Regions from separate parts of the Homo sapiens genome. Here region 1 is linked to region 2. A link is a contact called in ENCODE Hi-C data. All regions are on one chromosome and are shown on one strand. Each heading gives the region's core, a stretch centred on a gene start or an enhancer-like site at or near the end of the contact. The rest is flanking DNA. Distances are from core to core; before and after follow the strand shown.

The links. A loop is a pair of places that touch in the nucleus more often than their neighbours do. Pooled maps may share reads with other maps.
Region 1: a map of endothelial cell of umbilical vein shows a loop between it and region 2 (15-fold over the local background). The contact joins two enhancer-like sites. A Hi-C loop is called at or near these places in 2 of 168 maps with a recorded cell type or tissue (cardiac septum and endothelial cell of umbilical vein) and 5 of 50 pooled maps.

What each region holds. Positions count from the first base shown.
Region 1 is chr4:11,899,569-11,905,726 of GRCh38, reverse strand. No RefSeq gene overlaps it. Among named protein-coding and RNA genes, the nearest start is that of MIR12113, 120 kb to the right of the region's middle. Within about 2 kb of position 1,551, at least 4 of the 41 ENCODE cell types and tissues checked have a DNase peak (open chromatin) inside an H3K27ac peak, as active enhancers do.
Region 2 is chr4:11,620,479-11,626,527 of GRCh38, reverse strand. All of the region lies in intron 2 of LOC107986178 (a long non-coding RNA gene), which reads right to left. Among named protein-coding and RNA genes, the nearest start is that of LINC02360, 150 kb to the left of the region's middle. Within about 2 kb of position 1,952, at least 8 of the 41 ENCODE cell types and tissues checked have a DNase peak (open chromatin) inside an H3K27ac peak, as active enhancers do.

The DNA.
Region 1 (6,158 bases), core at 302-2,801, 280 kb before region 2:
TGTGAAGCACATTACAGGGCCTCTCCTGGCCCAGTGGAGCTGTCCAGTAAAAGGGTTTCCTAAAGCAGTGACATACTACTCTTTGAGAAGGGGAGCATGAAGAGGAGGCAACAACAATAGCAAGGGCAGTGAGCCTTTGAGAAAATGAAAATGACTTATTTGAAGGCCCTGTGCCAGGAGAAAGCTGGGGTTCACAAATGACAGCACTGTAGAGCACATAGAATGAGTAGATGAAGTGAGAAGCATTGGTCAGTCATCATGGTTCCTGTTGATAATTCGTAGGTCTTTTTCCTGTAATTCACGAAGTTCCATAGAAAAGTTTTAATCAAGGAGGATTAAAGTGGTGTTCTCATCTGGTCTGTGCTTTGTAAAGATAAGTAACCGCAATATATAGGCTGCAAGATGCAGCTAGGAGGCCAGGTGGGAGGCTGGGGCTGCAGCCCAAGTGCCGGGTCCAAGTGATTTGGCCCAGGATGGTGGCAGAGGTTTAGATGGGAAGGGAAGAGCCGGACAACAGCCCAGTCCTGAGCTCATTTCCTCACTCTTCCTTCCCCTGCAGAATGCTGGCGTGTTCTCTTTGTTGCTCAGTCTGAGAGGTGCTGCCAGCTCTATCAGCTTTATTTTTATGTTGGCGCCTAAAAGCTTCACCTCAAAGAGAGGAGACTCTGAAGACAATGAGAAGGACAAGCAGGCACAGAGATACTTCCCTTCATCCTCCCTTCCCACAGACCAGCTGAAGCAAAAGTTCAAAATAACGCCAAGCTGTTAGGAAAAAATTGCCAAAACCACTCCTCTTTCTCATGTAGTGACAAAGTGCTGCAGGGCCTGCCACATTTGATTGTTCTGATTCTAGGCCTGCTTCCCTCTTCTCAGGTGCGCTTAGTTCCTCAGCTTTGCTTATGTCTGTCTCTCGGGGTATTTCCAGGGGCTTTAAGACTAATCTGGTCCTCTCAGTAAAGACTTTTTGGAAACTACTTCTATTTCTTTTTGCAGTGTTCCCTGTCACACAAGAGCAGTTTTCTGCCGGAGCAGAAAACTAGAACCAAATGATACCAACTAATAAATAATAATAATAAATAATAAATAAGGCTATTTCATGGTTGGTGAAGAAGCACTAGACTTGAAACCAGACAGTGGTTTACTGAGGTCGTGCTGTTACTCCATCACCTTGGAGAGATCAACCAAGAAGTAGAGGCTTTGTGTCATGAGTGTAATACTTACTCACATATACTGGACGTAGTGATGAGACAGGCACCAGGGCTTTATACACATTGTTCCATTTCAACCTCGCAGTGACCCTTAAGAGAAAGGCTGTTTATTTTGTGCATTTTCACAAGTAAGGAAACCAGCTCAGAGAGATTAGGGAACTGGCATGAAATCACACAACTGGCAAGTCATAGGGAGGAAATCAAACTCAAGCTCTCTTATCTAAAATCTTTGTTCTTACTATGACCCCTTCAACTCAAGCTAGTGCCAGGAACATTGGGGTTAGAGCCAAAGGGATCTCAATCTGATGACTGCTTCTCTGTGTTGCCAGCTGGGTGATGTCAGGCAGGCAGCCCAGCCTCCCTGTGCCTTCCTCTTCCTTATCTGTGAAATAGTGATGCTTTTATTATTTTAACTCATACTAAACCTTTTGTTGCAGCGTAGACGTTTACAAGATGCAGGGACCTGTGGAAGATTTTATGAGAAAATTCATAGAAAACACCTAAACTACAATGTGGTCTGCGATTCAGATTGCACATTACACGGAAATTTATTTCAGCCTTGTCTCATAACTGTGCAACTCTAAATGCTTAATTTAAAATCTCTGAGTCTCACATGTATACAGTGGGTTCAAATTTGACTTACCTAGAAGTTTTGTGAGGAGCATTAAATAAAAATAATAATACAGAGCAACCCACTGTGGTTAAGTGTATTCTCCTCTCTTTAGGTAGGACTCACAATCTTTCTGTTTAAGTACTATCTGTCTGTCTACCTCATGGGATAATTGAGATTATCCCCTTGATATAATTAGTGTACTGGAGAAAAAGAAAGCTCAAAAAATACTATGTGGATGCTAAGGATTACTATCACTAAATTAAACTTTGAATTCTATGAATAATTAGAAAGAGTAATTAATGTCATGTACTAAATTACCTAGTGTTTTTCAGTTGTATTTATTTATTTATTCATGGCCCTTAATTTTATGAGCCATTATTTATTTTTACATATAAAAGACCAATGTACTGCTTATCTAGTCTCTTTCTAAGAATTGTTGATCTGAGAAGAAAGAAGAATTTTTTTAAATGAGCTATAACCAGTGGATATGAATGCAAATTCATAAACTCTAATATTCTTTCAGTATCTTTTCTTCATCATTTCACAATTATTATTCCATGTGCTGATCATCAATCCCCTATTTCCGGGTGATTGCCTTATTAATGGCAGAGTGATGAGAAAGGAATTAAATATTTGCACTAGAGGCTATGCTTAATTGAGTTCCTTCTCTGCTTATTGCAAGCTTCTGGTTTTGAAATTAAAACCAACAAAAATGATGCCATTTAGAAATATGGCTAATATGTGAAGTTGTTTAAATATGATAGGAATTCTACAGAGACTTGGACTTTGAATTTCATGTTCAGATATATGGTGTAATTTTAGAAACAAAGCACAATTTATTTTGAATTTAAAAAATTATCCAAATTATGTTGAGTTTATACATTGTCACCAAAACCATGTCAAAAACTGAGGGATGAAATAAAAAAAAATATAAACCCAACAACAGTTTAACATATCGTATCATCTAATTAACTTACACAGCATCTTAAGGAAGGGACTGTCATTATTCTTATTAGCAGAGACTAAACTGAAATTCATTCATTCAAGCACAAATATTTATTAGGACTCCTTGTTTGACAGGCAATATACTTGATTCTGGGGATGTACCTGTAAACAGAACACTCAAGAACTCTATTCTCAATCTACTAGGATTCTAGTGGTACAAATAGGACATGAAAAATGAAATGCATAAAGGACAGATAACTGTGAATTGTATTACATGTTGAAAACTGAAGATAAGCCAACTATGGAAGGATTCTGGAGAACTCCAGAGGGAGAAGCAAGTGCAAAGACCTAGAAAAGGAAGAGAAGAAACAAAGGAGGCAGACACGACTGAAGTCAGTCAATAAAGGCATTGCGTGGGGGACACATTCAGAGAGGTGTAGGTAGAGGCCAGACCATGCAAAGCTCTGTAGATGATGAAAAGTTACTTCGATTTTTTTCCAGTGATAATGGGGAAGTAATGAAAGATTTGAAGCAACGTGGTTATTTAATTCTTTTTAAAATGTTACTTTGACTATTATTATCTAGAAAATGGACAAGATAGAGTAAGAGTAGAAACAAGGAAGTCAGTTAAGATGCTACTAAGGTGGTCTGGGAGAGAGATAATGTCAGCCTATATTAGGATAGTGGTATCAGAGAAGGAGATGATACACAGTAGCTTCTAGAAACAGGACTGGTGTTATATTAGATATGGGAGGATGGACAAAGGGATAAATTATAGATTTTCTCATTAAACACTTGATTAAACAGAATTTCACTTACTGGTAAGAAAAACTCTGAATATTAAAGATTTTGTTGTTTTTTTATAGCTATTCTTTTTCTTTTTTGATGGGACAGGAAGAATTAACTTCCATTTGGACATATTGTTTGAATGTAAAACAGAAGTTAAATAGACAGTTGAGTATACACATTTGAAACTCAAGATCTTTGTCTTGCAGACACCAATTTGGGTTGTCAGTTTGTTAGTGTATTTAAAAACATGGGCCATCGTGAGAGACACCTAAGGGGAGAGTTTGTATAAAGAAAAAAAGAGCACCTAAATTTAGGGTAGGGGATTTTTGATAGTTAATTTATGTGTCATCTTGACCGAATTAAGGGTCACGCAGGTATCTAGTTAGTCACTATTTCTGGCTATGTCTGTGAGGGTGTCTCTGGATGATATTAGTACTTCAATCAGTGGATTCAGTAAAGTAGATGGGTCTCCCCATTACGGGTGGGCATCATACAATTTGTTGAGAGCCTGAAGAGAACAGAAGGCAGGAGTAGAAGAAATTTGTCCCCCTTGTTTCTGCCAAACAGTTTGAGCTGGGATATCTCATTTCATCTTCTTTTGCATTTTTACTGGGATTTACATGATTGGCGTTCCTAAATTTTAGGCCTTTGAACCCAGACTGAATTGCACTACTGGCTTTCCTGGGTCTACAACCTGAGGACAGCAGATCTTGGGACTTGTCGGCTTCCACAATTGCATGAGCTAATTCCTCATGGTAAATTACATATATATATATATATATATATTCCTGTTGGTTCTATTTCTCAGCATAACCCTGGCTAATACAGGATTAGAGGCTTAGAGAAGATAAACAATTTGCTCAACATTTCATGTCTAGTAAGTGGCAAACTTAAACCCTGCCTCACTCTAAATCCCATGCTTTTATGTTTTATTGCCTATTAGATGATATTTTAAGTGAGCTTTTAAAAATGAATAGACTTTTGATATCCAGGGATGAGGAGAAGGGCACTACAGATTAAGGATGCCATAATATTTATGGCACAAAAGCTGAAGAGGGCAGAGTGCACAGAGAATGGTGATCTTGTTGTTCAGTATGGTTTTAGCATAAGGTTTTGGGGGAAAATGTTAGAAATAAATGCATCTAGTATATAGGGAAAGGGGGGAAACCTACAGGTCTTCTCTTCACTGACTAGGGATTTAATAGAGGTAGGTGAAATTCTAACATATCAATTCCTAAATACAGACCGTCATGCATTTGGATGTTTAACTGTTATTATATATGTGATTGCATGTGAAAGAGAACTAGTACTTCTGTGCGACTCCCAAAGGCAAGAGACATTTTTCAGTTAGGTTTACATTCAGTGGATAAAATAGTCCTTTAAATGTCTGACCTCTCTAAAGGGAAGCATTTCAAGAAAATCTCAGTCACCGCATATGTCCAAAAACTCACTGGATTCAGCATTCAGTAAGAATGTTCCTTATTTGGCAGCATTTTTCCCTTTAAATGTTCCAGTAATGGCTAGCTTTAATCCCAAATATTCAAACTCTTTCTGTTTGCATGTTATTTTTAGAAGCCTTTGTTTTTCCCCATTCCTGGTATAGTTTTACATTTATTTTAATTACTAACATATAGGAGTAGAGAAAGATAGAATATGCTTTTATCTTTTCCTTATTGCTGTGTGTTTATGGCCTCATAGATAAAGACTTGCTGGAAGACAAGTCAGACAGGAGCATAATGCTTTACAACAGTCAGGGAAAAAAATGGGAAGAAGGGGAAAGAGGGTGTAGAAATAAGAAAATAATTGATGGAGATTTGCATTCACTGCAATTATATAAAATGAATATGCATTCAGTACATTATTTTAATCTATTCTTAATGTTGGGTCAAGAATGTGGTAGATGTAGATGTAATATTAATTACAGTCATTCCTATGAATTGTTTAATTCTGCCTATTTTGTTATGCAACAGGATAAAAATGGCTATGTTTATAAAACAGGCTAACTTGGTTGAAAATTTTACTTAATTTTATATAGCTCTGTTAAAATTGTCTTCATTATGACAGATTAATGTTTAGAAAAGAACATGAGTTTTGAAGTTAAAACTTAATTTTGTTGAGCTTGGGTATCTGCAAATTATGAGCTCTGGGACCCCTGACAAGTAGTGTAACTTTCTTCAGCCTCAGTTTCTGATTTGCAAACTCAGAATTAAATAATATTGTCTTGTTTCAAAACTTAAAGACCCAGTGAGATGATAAATGTAAATGATCATGGTGCTGAATTCAATGAAAATCACTTCCTTTTCATTAGAATGAGATTTGGTGAGAGAAAGCACCATCATTGAGGTCTTGGATACTATGTTACATGTTAGGGTTATCATAATAACATACCACAGACTGAGTGGGTTAACCAGCAGAATTTTATTTTCTCATATTTCTGGAGGCTAGAATTTCCAAATCAAGGGATCTTTAATTTCTTCTGAGGCTTCTTTTCTTGGCTCGTAGATGGCCATCTTCTCCTTGTGTCCTCACATTGTCTTCCTTTGTGAGTATCCTAATCTCTTCTTCTTGTCAGGGCACCAGTCATCTTGTATTAGGGTCCACCC
Region 2 (6,049 bases), core at 703-3,202:
TGGGCTGGATATTGGAATGTCCTGTAGAGCTCTTATAAATCCCAATTCCTAGCTGGTGATTTAATTAAGTAAATCATTATCTCTGAGGGTAGGACAGAAGAATGAGAACGTTTCAAGTTTCTCAGGTAATTCCCAATGTGCAGGTAATAACTCACACAATGGTTCTGTAACTATGTTGTTTATAGGAATTACCCAGGGAGCTTATGAAGATGTAGTTCCTGGTTTTATCTTAAGAGATTCTGATTCAGTAGGACGGGAGGAAGGGGGATTCAAGAGCTTCCGTTAACCAGCATCCAGGTGATTTTGATGAACTATCAGTGACTCACACTTTAAGAAACCTAAAATATCTTGGAACATGTGGCAACAATTTCAACTACAAGGAAACTCACTGCACAGGTATTATGAGGATTATTTCACTTAGGTGTACACACTGTAGAAATTTACTTTACACGAATTGCTAAAAATATAATCATTGGATTCCTTTTCTTCTTCCTTAAGTTCTTCCATTGCCTAGAAGCCTTTCTTGGTTTCTTTAGCTCTGTTGAACCCCACCCCTCTCCCCTATCTTCCTGTAGGATCAGGAGTTTATGCCACATAGCTGAATTCAAGTTAAACTCATCTTAAGTTATTCTCTCTGATTTCAGGGTGGTTGATCTTGCCTTCCCCATGTGCCCACACTTTTCTATTCACTGGTCGAGGAAACAAGGATCACCTACTTGGTTTTCCTGTTTAATCCATCAAATGATCCCGAAAGGTTGATGCTTTTGTCTCTATTGCCTGACATGATGCTGTGTCTTCATATGATTTTCATCTGGAATTTGAAACTCAGAGAAAATTGTCACAGCAAAGGCAGACACACACAACTCTGTGTCTTTCTGTCTTCAGGACCAATATGCTTTCCATAAAGTACCCCACCCCTCCTGAAACTAAGCCAGGGGCTGATCTCATTTTTTCAAACCTTTTCTGTTACCACCCTCCACCAAGCCCAGTTCCACTCTCCGATGAGGTTCAGTGCACAGCGGTCATTTGGCAGCACATTCCCATGGACTGAATGACCCATGCATTATGGGAAACACACTAAGCTCGGAAGAAAGGCTTTTTCCTCCTTTTCCTTAATTCTTGGCGCCTGCACTTTCACAATTCCTGCTTGGAAGGACATGAGTCCAAGAAGGTCGGCATCTGTCCTTCTATGCCGGGGCCACCTGGGGCTTGCCTGAATGGCCCAGGCCCACTGGGTTTGAGAGGCAGGAAATTACTGCCTACGGGGTCAACTTGGACCTTCACAGAAAAAATAGCTGACATTGTTCTGACCATGGGGAATAATATCTACAAATAGCCTAATGTTGTTTGAAGGAACAATAGCAGCACAAATTACTGCTTCCCCCTGACTCCCACCCCACCAAACAGATAGGGCTTCACTTGCTACGAGCAACAAGCTCGAGTGTTTCAGTTGGTGTAAGGAACATTTAACAAGTGAAACACCCTGGATTCTATATGTGCCTTCCATGTCCCCACGTTCTCAGACCGATATGTTTTATATATGGGCAAGAGCAGAGATTTTGGTGTTGGAAAGAACTGTGTTCAAATACCAGCTCTATCACTGAATAGATGCAAGCCTTGAAAATGTATTGTAAACATTCTCGAGTTTCTATAATCAGGAGGCACTCTAGTGGAGGCATTGCCTGGTCTTTACTCTGTACCCAGAAGCTGTGTGATTCTAAGAAAAGCATTTCTATCACTCACTGTGAGGGAGTTCCAGGGTTCTTCTCAGTACTGTGCCAGAGAGAGCCTTCAGCTGACCAAATGCCTACAGTTATCAGAGATAGAAGGACACCTATGGTGCAAGCTGAGGTTTGTTGGCACAGGCACAGGCCTCCTGACACACCTAAGAAGCATGCTTCACTTTCATGAGCCCCTGGCAAAGTCACCTCGAGAGAACAGGAACATGAGTTAGTCAATCTTCCTCTCCATCTGATGTAGCCTGCGTGTCACCAGGACACATCCCTGAAAGGAGAAGGCTATGCAATACACTGACTTGTAGTGAATAGGAAGTGGGAGGCTGCCTAGGGGTCTGGACTCAGAGGATAAAGATCTTAGGACACAGAAGCTCAAGGAGGTCAGCTTGGCCAATTATAATTTAAAGTCAAAGGTGAGGTGTGGTCTATCCTTTAGCCAAGAGATTATCTTCTCTGTGTCCCTCAATTTTATTATTTTGAATAAATAGTATTTACCTCTGCAGATGGTGCTTATGAAGTATGTGATATAATCATTAACGTTTCTTCCAAATCTTTCTGCTATAGAAATTTCACGGGCTGATTGTAAAAAGAGGCAGAATATCCTGCCAAGGTGTAGCCTGTGTTGGTAATATGTCAGGCTAGCCTCAGTTTTCTCATCTGTAGAATGGTAATGAAATTATAATATTCATGGCAAGTATTAAATGAGACTGGTTGTAGAAAAGTGCTTTGTAAATTATAAAGAACATAGAATATTAGTTGTTTCTTTTTTCTTTTTGTTGTTTTATTTTGTCTCATTTTCTTTTTCCCCAGTCTTTCTGTCCTAATTCCCACAGGACAGACACACTGCGTCAAAGATGGTAGTGGCTGCAGCTTTCAGAAACACACTCTCTGTGAAAGTCCACTTGGGCAGGCAGGGGGAGCTACTTGCAAATAGCATTAGGAAGCAAGTTCCAAACAGTAGGTCTAATGTTACTCTTCAGGTAACTCTCAGCAAGCAGGAGATTTGGAGTTGGTTTGGCAACTGGATCAAGATAGACTTGGCAACCTAGTTTATATTACTTCAGCAAACACAGGTTGTATAATGTTTTAAAAGGCCACTTGGTACGTTGTCAGAATTCGTTTAATAATATACTTTACGATATTTATTTTTTCCAGTGTGTGTCAGGCAGCATGCTAAGCATTTGGAGTATAGGGGTAGGCAAGACTGAAACCATCCTTTCCCTAACACAACTAGCATAGAATTACAAAATACAAAAAAACTACAAAAAGGTAAGATAAAAGTTTATTGTGGGTGTATATTATTGTCCAGGGATATTTTCTTGCAACCCTACCATTCCATGAATTTTGAATGTGTATGATCTCCCTCCTATCTCCAGCATTTCAGATGTACAGCAGGAACCAGAATATGTTAGGTTTACATAGGTGTATATTGTTTTCTCCTGAATCAATTGAAATTCCTTTGTGATGATGAGCTAGGGAGACAAGAAACACCTAGGACTTCCAGTTTCTCTCTTTCCTTGTTCAATCAGGAGCCCGGACAATAATGGATCTCAATACACAAAGGGAAGCAGAAAGATAAAGAAAGCTTACATTATGGCTGGGCACAGTGGCTCACGCATGTTAATCCCAGCACTTTGGGAGGCCAAGGCGAGCGGGTCACGAGGTCAAGAGATTGAGACCATCTTGGCCAACATGGTGAAACTCCATCTCTACTAAAAATTCAAAAATTAGCTGGGTGTGGTGACAAGTGTCTATAATCCCAGCTACTCGGGAGGCTGAGGCATGAGAATCTCTTGAACCCAGGAGGTGGAGGTTGCAGTGAACCGAGATCGCACCACTGCACTCCAGCCTGGCAACAGAGCGAGACTCTGCCTCAGAAAAAAAAGGAAAGCTTACATTATCATTTGAGCCAGATCCAGCAATACCTGAAGCCAGGAGAACCCTAGGACCTGCCTCCTAAAGTAGTTATCATTGGGTGTTTTGTCTTTTGCCACAAAAAAAGAAAAAAAAAAGAGTCTTAACTGACCATGCTATACTGGTGGAAATGCAAGTTTCTGTGAGAACATAGAGAGATTCTGGGGGTCAGAAAGATGTCAACAAGAGTAACCTTTAAGGAGAAGTCCAGTTTTTCCAGACAGGAAGTCAGAGAACAGGAAGACCCAGAAATGAGGCAGGACATGGTGCGTTTAAGGACTTGAAAATTTGTCAGTATGGCTAGAACAAAGTTTGCAAGCAGTATGTGCACATGTGTGCATGTGTATGTGTATGCATGATGGAGCTGGAGGAATGAGGAAGGCCAGGAACAATACACGAGGTACTGACTTCTGTCCCTATCACTTCATGGCCTTGAGCATGTCACAATTTCTTTCGTCTGTGAATTAGAAATACTCGTATCTAATTAATAGGGATGATGTGAAGTTTCAATAAGATGAGTAAAGCAATGCAGGTAAGAACATCCATCCACCTGGGGCGTGGGTCTGCAGAAGAGCCTGAAGACCCTGCTATGCTTCCAACTGCAATGACTGCCACAATATTTTTGGAAATAGGGTACGCCTGCCCCAGAAACTGGGCCTCCAGCTCTCCCAGATGGCTAACCGGGAGAGACCCTGGAAGGAGCCTTCAGTGTCCTGCCAGCGCAGAAATAAAACATCTGAGCTCCTCACCTGGCTCAGGCCAGGTAACAGGCAGCCTGGGCTAGAGAACCAATGGCCAGCCTCAGCAGAGCTGGTGAATCAATCCTCAGCTTCTTGATGTACACAGATACCCTTTATGTGAAGCTGGTCATGGAGGGCTCCAAAGGGCTTTCCCGTGTCAGCACCTAACTGTCCCAAAGCAGCTACCCCTCAACTTACCCATCCTTAACAGATGTACCTGGCAGAGGAAGTACCATGCCATACTATTCCCATTGTCTTTACCCTGGGCGAGCATCACTGCTTCCTGCAGTTAAACAGCCTACCACCCATATCATGTAATGCTGGTTAAAGCTCTTATTTAGCACAATGCCTGTCATACCACAAGCAAGTAATGAAGGTTAACTGTTCCTATTATATGACCATTATGTGAAACAACTTAAAAAGTCTAAAAGCAGTATGTGAAAGTAAATACTGAGTGCAAAGAAAGAAATTAATTCAACTAATGTTTACTAAGAGCCTGTGCATGCCAGGCCCAGTTCTAGGCACTGGTGAAACAGTTGTAGACACAATTATATAAGGTTTCATGTAAAGGGAAATTACATATAAGCCCCCAAGACAGCATTCTCATACTTACAGATTTTATGTCCTGCTGGGGAAAAAAAGACAAGAGAAAATCAGTAAATAAATATACCATATAATTTCAGATGGAAGGAAGTGCTATGAAGAAATATAAACCAGAGTAAAATGATGGAGTATTAGGAGGTCATGTTGGGGAAATGTGTTTTAGGAGTGGCTGTCAAAGTAGGTCTCTAAAGGTGTGGAATCTCAGAATGAGGCCAGGGAGTGAACTCTATAGAGGTTGGGATCATGAGAATTCACAGAACCAAGAGAGAGTGCAAAGATTCTGATATTGGAATAACCTTGAAGTATTAGAGGGACAACAGGAGGCCAGCATGGCTGAGGAACATAGAGAGAAAATAAAAGTCCAACAAGTGAGATTGGAAGCAAGCAAGGGCCTGAGCACATGGGTCTGCTGAAAGCAGTAAAGTCTTTGAATGTTTTTTCTAAAGGAAACGAAAAACCATTAGACAGTTTACACAAAGGAGTGATATGATATGATTTACATTTGCTAAAGATCATTATTTGGTTTGCTTGGGCTGCCATAATAAAATGTCACAAACAGAGTGGCTTAAGCAACAGAAGTTTGCTTTCTCACAGTTAGGGAGGCTGGAAGCCTGAGATCACGGTGTCACTAGGGTTGGCTTCTTCTAAGGCCTCTCCTTGGCTTGCAGATGGTTCCCTTCTCCCTGTGTCTTCATGTCGTCTTTCCTCTGTCCACGCAGCACATGTCTGCATCCAAATTTTCTCTTCTTATAAGGACAGCAACTATGTTGTATGAGGGCTCATATTAAAGACTTATTTGAACTTATTGTCTGTTCAATAGTTGTATCTCCAAATACAGTTGCATTGTGAGGTACTAGGAATTACAACTTCAGCATATGAATTTTTAGGGTCACAATTCAGCCCATAACAATTTCTCTGGCCACTCTGGGGAGGATAACTGTCTGAGGGAGACAGTGGCGAGGAGCAAAAACAAGGTCAGCTGAGAGGCTATTTCAACAGTCTAGGTGAGAGATAGTAAAAGCTTGGACTCCAGTGGTTACTAAAGAGTTGGTGAAA